Regions from separate parts of the Homo sapiens genome. Here region 2 is linked to region 1. The links are chromatin loops, found by intact Hi-C in ENCODE. Cell type or tissue: IMR-90. All regions are shown on one strand. Links, peaks and the distances in the headings refer to the core of each region. The heading gives the core; the rest is flanking DNA.

Evidence for each region. A loop is a pair of places that touch in the nucleus more often than their neighbours do. Peaks named below come from ENCODE experiments on the same cell type or tissue, not always from the same donor. Only the 100,000 strongest peaks of a DNase experiment are listed, where the experiment ranks them.
Region 2: it touches region 1 in a loop (5-fold over the local background); 3 of 110 quality-filtered maps call a loop at or near these places.

What each region holds. Positions count from the first base shown.
Region 1 is chr10:96,835,679-96,845,419 of GRCh38, forward strand. The region is part of intron 2 of LCOR (ligand dependent nuclear receptor corepressor); the gene reads left to right. Among named protein-coding and RNA genes, the nearest start is that of LCOR, 8.3 kb to the left of the region's middle. RefSeq lists enhancers at 1,594-2,094, 4,132-4,631, 5,274-5,568, 7,166-7,665. In IMR-90, for the core only: no CTCF peak of the experiment used is centred there; no DNase peak of the experiment used is centred there.
Region 2 is chr10:96,990,537-96,993,036 of GRCh38, forward strand. LCOR (ligand dependent nuclear receptor corepressor) reads left to right here. Exons shown (of 8, transcript NM_001346516.2): 8 at 1-2,500. Among named protein-coding and RNA genes, the nearest start is that of SLIT1-AS1, 110 kb to the right of the region's middle. In IMR-90, for the core only: no CTCF peak of the experiment used is centred there; a DNase peak (open chromatin) is centred at 945; H3K4me3 peaks cover 492 bases; H3K27ac peaks cover 663 bases.

The DNA.
Region 1 (9,741 bases), core at 9-2,508:
GGGTCATTTGGTTTCTGGAAGGTATTTAATTTACAGCAGTTTGGATTAAAAATTAATTCTCATTTCTAAAATCGAATTCTCCCTTCTATTAGTACTTTTTTGGAGGGTGTGGGGGCAGGTGGTGGTGGTGATGTTGCTGATTAAATGATTAGGTTCAGTTGAATTGGAGTTAGTCCTGGGTTCAGACAGTGATTATGATCAAGATGGATGATATTTGGTTACCAGGTGATTATTAAGGAGTCCTCTGAGACTAGGATGATCAGTTTAGATTCCAGGAAGATCTAGGCTCTCTCTGCGCCTGATATGATGTAACCTTTTGCTTTCCTGCACCTTGCCCTTGCTGTATTTTCAAGAAGCTCTTCCTAATGTGGGGAAAGTTGTGGTGATTTCAGCTTAGCTCTAGCTTGGCTAAAAATAGGACAGCAGATGAGTCTCTTTGACTTTCAGAAAGTTATTTCAGATTGCCCTAATTTCCTGAAATGTTCTTGTAGCTGGAGCAATTCTAGGAAGTATTTGAACAATGCCATTTTTTAGTCTTATGGTGCTACACAGGGGGGCCTGGAATTTCTTACATAGTGAGAATTGGTTATTTGATGCCACTTTTATTTTTATTTAGAGTTTTTTTTAGAGACAGGGTTTGGCTATGTTGTCCAGGCTGGTCTCAAACTCCTCCTGTCTCAGCCTCCCAAAGTCACTTGCCTGATAGAACTTGCCACTTCAGAGTACCTGCCTGATCATTTAGCTGTTTGTATTGATGCTGTTTTTAGGATGAAGGGCAGTTAGGTGTTTACTTCATTTAAACAAGCATCTGTTTTTTACCAGGCACTGTGGGCAAACAAAGTCTGGGAAAGTTGCCTCAACCTTCAGGAACTTTTAAACCTTAGAGAAAATGTAATGTAATCGATCAGTTATTGTACAAGGCATAGTGTGTCATATGATGGTGCAAGCAAATGCTAGGGGTGTTTAGAAGTGAAATCTCTCCCGAGTTGATGGACGATTTCGTGAAGAAGGTGGTGGATTTTTGCTTCGTTCTGATGGAAAAGGCATTCCATTCATGAGAAATGGCATGAGCAAAAGTGGAGAAGGACAGCAATGACTTGTCAATTTAAACTGCAGTTCATGATTAGTGTAAGGGATATACACATGATAGGTTTGCAAAGGTAGGTTGTAGGATTTTCTAATGCAGGTTAGAAAGTGGAGACTTTTTGTTAGGCAACTTGCAGTTTGCAACACGTTTCTTTCCTTAGCTCAGGGGAGGAATGGTAGCTTTAGTTAAGGATTTCATTGTGGAACTCTACAAAAATGACACAGATTCTTTTTTTTTTTTTTTTGAGACGGAGTCTCGCTCTGTCGCCTAGGCTGGAGTGCAGTGGCACCATTTCAGCTCACTGCAAGTTCCGCCTCCTGGGTTCAAGCCATTCTCCTGCCTCAGCCTCCGAGTAGCTGGGACTACAGGTGCCCGCCACCACGCTCGGCTAATTTTTTGTCTTTTTAGTAGAGACGGGGTTTCACCGTGTTAGCCAGGATGGTCTTGATCTGCTGACCTCGTGATCTGCCCGCCTTGGCCTCCCAAAGTGCTGGGATTACAGGCATGAGCCACTGCGTCCCTCTATGTATGCCCAGGCTGGAGTGCAGTGGCGTGATCTTGGCTCACTGCAACCTCCACCTCCCAGGTTTAAGAAATTCTGTGCCTCAGCCTCCCAAATAGCTGGGATTACAGGCTCGTGCCACCACGCCCAGCTAATTTTTTTGTATTTTTAGTAGAGATGAGGGTTCAGCATCTTGGCCAGGCTGGTCTTGAACTCCTGACCTCGTGATCCACCACCTCGGCCTCCCAAAGTGCTGGGATTACAGGCGTGAGCCACCGTGCCCGGCCGACAGATTCTTTTTTAAACCACCTTTACAGGGACAATATTATCATCCACAAGAGTATTATCTTCTAAGCAAGCTCATTTGGAGGTTATGCCTTCCATTGCTGTTACAGACCTATTTTTGGAATACCTTTAGGATTGACAGATTATCATCCTTGGAAGTTGGAGTTGGTATTTGGAAAGAGTCAAAAAGTATTTGCTGTGAAATGTGGCAATTAAAGGTATATGTTAAATAATGGGATTGGCTTTCTTCCCTGGCTTGCAGTCTAGCTCGGAAAGCTCAGTAGAGGGGCTTGATTTGTTTCGATGTGCCTCTGAACCTCTCTCTTAATTCATATTTCCCGTAAGTCTGTCCATCTGTTGTGTGGAATCTCAGTTTGTGATATTGGATAGATGCAAATAAGCAAAGCTGTTACTTTTCATAGTTTCAAATGAAAAACTCAACATCACTACTGTATAAATTATTTTCTAGTCTATCTGTGTTTATTTTTAAATTCCTTTTACTATTCTATACACTTGCACATTGCTCTGGGGGTAAAAATCCAATATAAACCATTAGCTCATTTTATTGACCATTCTTGTATTCAGCAAGTATCCCAAGTACAGTGGTCCATACCTTGAATTTTTTTTCACTTTTTAAGTGAGATATAATTTACATACCATAACAACTTAGTGGGTTTCAGTTATTTCAAATACAAGGTTGTACATATATCATCACTGTCTAATTCCAGAACATTTTATTTTTATTTTTTCTCAGCAGTGGGGTCCTGCCATGTTGCCCAGGCTGGTCTTGAACTCCTGGGCTCAAGTGATCCTCCTGCCTCAGTCTCCCAAAGTCCTGGGATTACAGGTGTGCGCCACCACACCCACCCTCAAAACATTTTTATTTCCTAAAAAAGAAACCCCACATCCATAGGCAGTTCCACATTCCGTTCTTCCTATGATCCAGCTCTTGGCAGCTACTATAATTTGTTTTCTGTTTCTGTGGATTTGTCTATTCTGGACATAGCATGTAATTGGAGTCATACAATATATGGCTTTTTGTGCCTGGCTTCTTTCACTTAGCATAATGTTTTTAAGATTCATTCATGTTGTAGCATTATCAGCACTTTGTTTCTTTTATGGCTAAATAACACTGCATTGTGTGGACATACCACATTTTGTTTATCCGTTAATCAGTTGATGGATATTTGGGTTGTTTCCACTTCGGGGCTATTATGGATGATGCTTCTCTGAATATTTGTGTACAAGTTTTTGTGTGGACATTTGTTTTTAGTTCACTTGAGTATGTACCTAGGATGGAATTACTGGGTCATGTGGTAACTGTTTTAATTTCGTAGGAACTGCCAAATTGTTTCCTAAAGTGGCTACGGTATTTTACATTCCCATCAGTACTGTATGACAGTTCCGTTTATCCACATCCACTCCAACACTTGTTGTTATCTGTTTTGATTATATAATAGCTATTTTAGTGGGTATGAAGTCGTATTTCAAAAAAACAAGAAATAAATACAAAAAAATAAGACAAGTTATATTTCATTGTGGTTTTGATTTGCATTTTCCTAACAGTGTGTTAAGCATCTTTTCATGTGCTTGTTGGCCATTTGCATACCTTTGGAGATACATTTATTCAGATCCCTTGCCCATTTTTAAAATTGGGTTATTATTTATTGTTGAATTGTAAGAATTGTGTATATATTCTGGATATACTTACAGTGTATGCTTTGCAGATATTTTTTCTCATACTCCCCATTTAAGAACAAATACAGATCAATACATGACCAGATACACTGTAACAAAAGCTAAACTGCAGGATACCTTATGAAGAGAATAAGGAGCGTAGTAATAGAACGAAATAGAATTCTCAAGAAAAGCCAGGTGCGGTGTCTCACACCTGTAATCCCAGTACTATGGGATTACAACTCCATTTGCAAGAGTTTGGATAGAGAAGGACACCTTTGCTCTATATTGCCCTGTCACAAATGTTTTGAATGAATCTGTTCCATTTCTGAGTTTAGTGAGAATTTGGGTAGTGAGAGGAATCTCACTAGCAGTATTTTTGAAATTTAAGATTACATTTTTTTTGTTTGCATTTTATAAAAACCCAGACATCTGACAAGTTATACAATATATTTTTTCTTGCTTTTTTTTTTTGAGACGAAGTCTGGCTCTGTTGCCCAGGTTGGACTGCAGTGGCGTGATCATGGCTTATTGCAACCTCTGTCTTCCAGGTTCAAGTAATTCTCCTGCCTCAGCCTCCCTAGTTGCTGGTATTACAGGCGGGTGGCACCATACCCAGCTAATTTTTTTGTAGTTTTAGGAAAGACAGGGTTTCACCCTTTTGGCCAGGCTGGTCTCAAACTCCTGACGTTCCGCCTCTCTTGGCCTCCCAGAGTGCTGGGATTACAGGTGTGAGCCACCACCCCTGGTTTATATTTTGTTTCCTGGTGCTAAGTTAAATATACTGTTTTTAAAGTGTTTGTTTGAATTTCGTTGATTCTTGGTTTCTCTGATTTTTGAATTGGTTAGGTTTGGTCTGTTACAAAGTGTCAGGTATAATGATGTCTTAAGGATGAAACTAAGTATCTTATGGGGTAGATGGCCGAATTTAAGAATCTTTTGCTTAATGGATTGTGAGGGTCAAGTTAGGAAAGCTGTGTAGTAATGAGTGGCATCTTCTAATGATTTTTGGTCTTCTTTTTATTCCTTTGTTTCATGTTTTAATCTACTTTTTGATAAAGAGAGTTGTAGATTCTTTTAGCATATCACTTAATCATTTTTCTGAATTCATTATTGTGCAAGCCAGTGAATTTTACATAGTAAAAACTAGTATTTGTTGTATCTTTACTATAATGAAGTTCTTATAATTGAGGGTAATAGAAGGATCCTGTCATGTGTAATGTGCATTTGTTAGTATAAGAGCAGGATACGTCAGGGTTTGCTAAAAGAAAAAAATGATGGCTGTAACTAGGGTTTAGACTAACGTTTCAAATTTGGTATTGGGAGACTAGAAATTAATATGCTTCAGACATGTCTATTTTAAAATTTCCTCTCTATATATTTTTTAAAATTTAGATTAAAGAAAAATAGAGATGGGGTCTGGGATTACAGGCATGAGCCACTGCTCCTGGTCTAGACCTGTCTAAAGGGACTTTTCTTTAGACTTTAAATGTTTTCTAGAGCTTAAAGACAAAAAATAAATTTTACTCAGTTGTGCCTTACAATTGTATTAAAAACTATTATAACAATACCATTTGAAGTAAAGCAGCGTTTGTTATAACTTCTGAATCATTGAAAATTAGTCCATCACAGGCCAGGTGGCTCACGCCTGTAATTCCAGCACACTGGAAGGCTGAGGCAGGCAAGTCGCTTGAGCCCAGGAGTTGGAGACAAGCCTGGGCAACATGGTGAAACCTTGTCTCCACACAAAATACAAAAATTAGCTTTAGCTGTGTGTGGTTTTGTGTACCTGTAGTCCCAGCTACTCGGAAGGCTGAGGTGGGAGGATCGCTTGAGCCCAGGAGGTCGAGGATGCAGTGAGTCATGATTGCATCACTGTACTCTAGCCTGAGGGACAGAGTGAGACCCTGTCTCAGGAAAAAAGAGAAGTTCATCACAGTTGTTTACAGAGGTGAAGGGGATTACTTAGAAACATATAGTTGTCTCACAAGAATTTTTTAAATGTGCAGTAATCTAGATGAATAATTAACTCTTTAAAATAACAGAAAGCAGAAAGTATCAGAAAATGTATTAATGGTATCACCATCTTATATATCTGCATGACACATTTAATACTTTCTAGAAAACTTACACTTTTTTTTTTTTTTTTTTGAGACAGTCTTGCTGTGTCAGCCAGGCTGGAGTGCAGTGGCACAATCTCGGCCCACTGCAACCTCCATCTCCCAGGCTGAAGCAATTATCTTGCCTTAGCCTCCCGAGTAGCTGGGATTAGAGGTGTGTGCCACCATGCCCGGCTAATTTTTGTATTTTTAGTAGAGACGGGGTTTCACCATGTTGGCCAGGCTGGTCTCGAACTCCTGACCTCAAGTGATCTGCCCACCTTGGCCTCCCAAAGTGTTGGGATTACAGACATGAGCCACCGCGCCTGGCCAAGACTTTCTTTTTGGATTAGAAGATGTTGTGAACACCAGTATTATTTCCCATGATAATTGCTATTATTGGAAAGCCTGTTGTTTTAAAAAATAAATAAATAAATAAATAATAAAAAAATATAGAGATGAGGTCTCATTATGCTGCCCAGGCTGGTCTCGAGCTCCTGGACTCAAGCAGTCCTCCCACCTCAACGTCCCAAAGTGCTGGGATTACAGGCATGAGCCACTCCACCCGGCCAGAGCATTATTATTTTTACTCATAATACTAGATAGTCTGTGACTGTTGTTTTTGATCTCATGATTAGCTTATTTTTCATAAAATCTGAATCATTTTATCATTATCAAAAAATGATTATTGTGTATAGTTCTCTTAGTACGTGATTTTTTAGAGTTTTGCAGAAGGTAAAAGCATGCTTTACCTTTCCTAAACTCACAGTATAAAGGGAAAGAGAGGCCAGGCACAGTGGCTCATGCCTGTAATCCCAGCACTTTGGGAGGCCGAGGCGGGTGGATCACGAGGTCAAGAGATCGAGACCGTCCTGGCCAACATGGTGAAACCCCCATCTTTACTAAAAATACAAAAATTAGCCGGGTGTGGTGGCATGCACCTGTAGCCCCAGCTGCTTGGGAGGCTGAGGCAGGAGAATCGCTTGAACCCGGGAGGTGGAGTTGCAGTGAGCCGAGATTGCGCCTCTGCACTCCAGCCTGGTGACAGATCAAGGCTCAATCTCAAAATACATACATACATACATAAATAGGAAAGAGAAACTAAAGGGATCTATAGAATGTATCCTACTTGATAAAAGAAAATTCCACATGTGAAAATGTGAATTTACCACAAAGACATCTGTTTCACTTTACAACATAATTCATATCTGATTTAATATAGTAACAGGCTCCTCTGGTACGTTTAGAATGATCAGTTGATACAAAAATTTTCTAAAAAGCTTGCTTTTTTTTCTTTTCTTTTCTTTTTTTTTTTTTTTTGAGACTGAGTCTGGCTCCGTCACCCAGGCTGGAGTGCAGTGGTGTGATCTCGGCTCACTGCATCCTTTTCCTCCCAGGTTCAAGTGATTCTTCTGCCTCAGCCTTCCGAGTAGCCGGGATTACAGGCATATGCCACCACAGCCCACTAGTTCTTGTTTTTTTTGGTAGAGAGGGGTTTTACCATGTTGGCCAGGCTGGTCTTGAACTCCTGACTGTGAGTGATCCACCCACCTTGGCCCCCCAAATTGCTGGGATTACAGGTGTGAGCCATCATGGCCCGCCCCTAGTTTATACAAATTTTTGAAATAAGTATACATTGTATGTAGAGGAAGCGAATGTTGAATTTGTTAAATTGAGTCATGCACAGATTCAGTTTGATGATCTCTTGTTTTTCACGTTTTTTTATTGTTGCCATTGCATGGATATTTGTGAACTTTTACCTGGCTACTCCTCTTCCTTCCAGTCAATGCAAGCATGTTTTGTTTGTTTTTTTGGAGACAAGGTCTGGTTCTGTCTCCCTGGCTGGAATGCAGCGGCATGATCATAGCTCACTGTAAACTCAAACTCCTGGGGTCAAAGTGATCCTCCTGCCTCAGCCCCTGGAGTATCTGGGAATGCAGCATGTTTCATCATGCCTGGCTAGTTTTTGTTTTGTTTTGTTTTTGGTAGAGATGAGGTCTTGCTATGTAGCCCAGGCTTGTCTCGATCCCCTGGCCTCAAGTGGTCCTCCTGCCTCAGCCTCCCAAAGTGCTGGGATTACAGGCATAAGTGTCTTTGGCCCAATGCAAGCGTATTTTCTAGGTTGTTTGTAGGTATTTACCCTTATATCTGCCCACTGGATATTATCCTGTTCTCTTTTACCTTTTTTTCGATTCAGTATTTATCAAAGCTAGAAAGGATGACGTAACTTGTTTTCTTGTCCAGCCATATCATTTAAAGGGAAAGGAATTTAAAATAAATCTTTTAGTTTGGAAAACTTCAAACATACAGAAAAGTAGAATAGTACAGTGAACAAACACCCAGCTACATCAACTAATGGCTATTCTTGTTTCATCCCTAACTGAATTATTTTGGAGCAAATTCCAGACACCATATTTAGTATTGAATCTTGGTTGTATCCTTTTGTATGGCACCATCTTCCTTTTCCCACCTCGCATCCCCATCAAGTGGTTCATAAGTTTAAAGAAATAAATAAGACATTTAAATATGGAGAAGTTTTTGCTTCTGTTTTGTTTACTTGTAATGTTTCTTAAAAGCTACCATATGTTGAGCATTTACTGTGTGACAGACAAGAGACCTTTGATGTTGTTAACATCTGTTTTACAGGCGGGGAAACAGATTTAGGGAGATTACAGATTTGATTCGTAATCACTCAGCTAAAATGTGGTAGACCTGGGATTGGAAATCAAAATTTTATGCTCTTTAACCTACCTACCTTCCCACCCTCCCTCCCTCCCTTCCTTCCCCCCTCCCTCCCTTCCTTCCCTCCCTCCCTCCCCTCCTGTACCCCCACACACCCCAAGACAGGGGTCACTGTGTCACCCAGGCTTGGAGTGCAGTGGCATGATCCTAACTCAGTGCAGCCTCCGACTCCTGGACTCAACTGATCCTCCTGCCTTAGCCTCCCTAGTAGCTGGGACTATGGGTATACTCCATGGTGCCTGGCTAATATTTTTATTTTTTGTAAAGACGGGGTCTTGCTTTGTTACCCAGTTTTCTTCAATCTTCAGCATTATGCATATGCCCTTCTTTTAGAATTTCCATTAAGTTGCCCGTCTTTGTTTCTAATTACTGATTGCTTATGTGCTTTATGTTACATTAAGGTATTTTGGTTTCTCTACCCATAATCTTACCATAAACAGGAGTTTATTCTATTCATTTTCTGTTCTCTGGCTTTGACTAGAATACCTTGCCTCCTTCTCTTCAGCTGTCACAGTCCTATTTGTGTTTCCTTTTTTCTTTTTGATTTTTTAGTTTTGTTAGCTAAATGAGTTTCTGAGCTGAATGTTTCCACTGGCTTAATTTTCCTTCTTATCTTGTTCAACTGGCCATTCTTCACCATTAACTGAGATTGGAGCGTAGGCTTAGGAGAGGGAAAGGCAGCAGAGGGTATCTGAGTGATACTGATTCTACGCCTACAGAGTCTTCTGTGTAGACCAGCCTAATTCATAGGAGTTTGTAACAAAGGCCTTTTAACAGTGTAGCTGCTTGGCCTTTTCTTCTATTGATATTCTTCCCAGAGACCTCAAGGAAGTGTGGGGTGGTGGTGGAGGGGCAAACAGGTTAAAGCAGATTGAGGTCAGGATTCAGGACTCCTGAATCTAGCCAAATGCCTTTTCTTCACTTCCAACCTTCTGTGACTTAAATTTAGTTTAGCTGGCAATATTTTAAATTGTGTGACAGAAAAGGAAGTTGCTGAGTAGTGTGTAATTACTGAGAAGGAGAAGAAGAAATTGGATAAATTTAAAAAATGAATAAAAGCTTAAAAATCAACTTAAAAAAAGATGATAACTCATACATCATTGGTCTTAGACAAAATGATTACTAGCAGGCACAGGAAGACGTTGTGACAAAGGTAATAAGGAGAAATTCCCATCAAAATAAAATGTGAAGGTTCTTGCCTTCAGTAAGAAAAAATGAGGGGAACGTCGGTGTTTATGAGTATTTCACATTTCAAATGTGGCTCTTTTGTTGCACCATGAATGATATAAACACTAATTTCCTGTGTGTTAGGTTATGTGAATTTTTATTCATCTAGTAAAGAAGCTGAC
Region 2 (2,500 bases), core at 1-2,500, 150 kb after region 1:
TTGAGGATCCAGTCTCTTTCCTTTATAGATAATTAGACTCAGGCAGAAACTCAGAGCTCTCAGGGCTTTGCTGTGCTGTGCTGTGTCATGCCGTCCTGGGGCCCGGGGAACCACCCTGAGCACTTTGTGGAGTGTGTCCTTGCTCAGGCTTTTGCCTTGGGATTGAACCGAAGCTGCTCAGTTCCTTCCACTTACCTCCTCTCTGTCTGATCTTCCTTTTCCCAGAGCCTCAGTGCTTGATGCTCAGTGCTCAGGAGATGTCCTTTGCTCCATCCTTCAGAGGGGCAGTTGTGTAGTTATGCTGCCGGGTGAGCACAGACACACATACTTTCTCCCCTAGCTGGGACCATCCCACACGGGGTGCTCAATATGCATGCCTCATGAAAGCATAGACTGTCCATTTAAAAAAAAATCAGGTACTCATGGTATTACAATATGCCAGGGGTTGGACAAATGGATTTTTTACCCTTTTTTAAAGGGTTATGTAAAAAAAAAAAAAAAAAAAAAAAGCAACTATATGTGGCCCGCATAGCCTGAAATATTTACTTCCTGACCCTTTTGTGGAAAAGCTCTACTGATCCTTATAGTAGTCATTAAAGATCAAATTGTGTAGACAGGCACAACTTTTTTTTTTCATATGCTCCAACATTTTTTTCATACAGTCCAGCAATTCTTTTAGATTTTAGAGTGTCTTGCCTGTTCATCTCAGTACACAGCTGCTGTTACAGATTATTCCTGAATAATGCTTTTGCGTTAAGAAAAATTATCCCCCTTTGCCAGTTGTCTACTTGTTAATAAGTTGTGGGCCATGTGATCATATCTATTAGGGTATGTAGTGAAAACTAAAAGTGCAGTCTTTAAAAGTACAGTCTTCATTTTTATGAATCAGAGTGAACTTGACTGTGGTAGACATTCCATTAACAGCAGTTCAGCACAAACAAATTACTCATGAACTTAAAGCCAAGAATAGTGCCTCTCCCTGAAAGTATGCGATGTGTTGGTTTTACCCCTAGAACCCTTCATTTCTCTTTTGTATCATATACTTGAAGGTTTCTCACTCTTCAAGCTCTGGTCGTGATATGAGAACATAGATGCCTGGTGTTTGCCTGTTTGACTTTCGAGTGCAGACCACACATTCTCTTAAAAATACCAGCATGTCTGTGGCATCTTGTCAGGACACCGGCAGCTTTAGACAGAACAAGTTCAGGGCTCTCCAGCCCAGCCCGAGTCACTGCTCGTTCTGAGGAGCCATCCTTGGCACCTTGCCCTCCCTCCTCCTGCCTCTGCTTATGCCGCCAGCCCCCTTCCAGGAGGCATATTCTCTGGGACAGTCCCCCACTTCCCCAGTGTGGCCCTGAACACAAATTTGTCACATTGGAAGCATTTTTCTCTCAAAACTCTTTTCCTCTAGTATTTAGTTGTTGGGTTTAAATGCTATTCAATTTATCCACTTTTTTTTAAACCCCAGTTTTCTGTGATCTGCACCTCATAGTTGTCTTGTAGCTAAAGCTGAGGTATTTGGGAGCTAATTTTTGGGAAAGAGACTATACCAACAAGATTTGCATAATTTTTTATATTTATACCACAGGTAGGGATTATTTTTAGAGTCACTATAGCTTAAGGTTATTGATTTCACTAGTGTGGTTTCTGCATTCTAAATAGTTCTCGGAGACTGTGTTAGTAACTGGTTTCAAATACATATATATAATATTTATACACACCACTGTGGAATTTATTTCACTGTGTAAATAGTGATATTTTCCTGTTCAGATACTTCTATAGAAAGTATTTATTTTAACAAGAAAATTAACTGTCAAAAGGGCTTTCCAAAAAGTGTTCTTTCTAGCCACCCATCCTCCCCAGCTACCATGCTCAACCATTGAGCCCCCAAACAACAGTGAAAGCAGAAAGGTGTGGCCTTGAAACCTTCACTGTATTTGGACAGATGCAACAGAAGCACGTCTCCCCCACTGTCACCCCATCCCACAACAAAGTGGGAATCCCATCATGGGTATGGCTGTGCCAGGCATGGCATCGGGTGTGCCCCATGCAGCCTACTTCTTGCATGCACAGTTGGTACATTTAGCTGTATGGCATCGGGTGTGCCCCACGCAGCCTACTTCTTGCATGCACAGTTGGTACATTCAGCTGTACACTTAACAGCCTGTACAGGAAAATGAGCCTTAGTTGTAGCCCCAAGGAAATCCAAACCCATGCTTGTGAGATATGGAGAAACCACTGGTTGCCTAGAGAAAGCATTAAGGTGTATTTCCAGTTCCCCTTTCATGTTGGTGAAAGACACCTATTCACACTCTAATTAATCATGGGAGATAAGCATGTTACCTTCTGCACCTTGACTTTGCTCGTGAGCACCTGGCTTTCCTCTTCCTCCTTCTCCCCTCTCTCCCTGTCTCAGTGTGCATCTGTGCAGATGTGGGCCAGTCCCCCTGTAACCAGTGGTTACAGAATGATACCATCTGTTCTAAGATGTGGTCAGCTT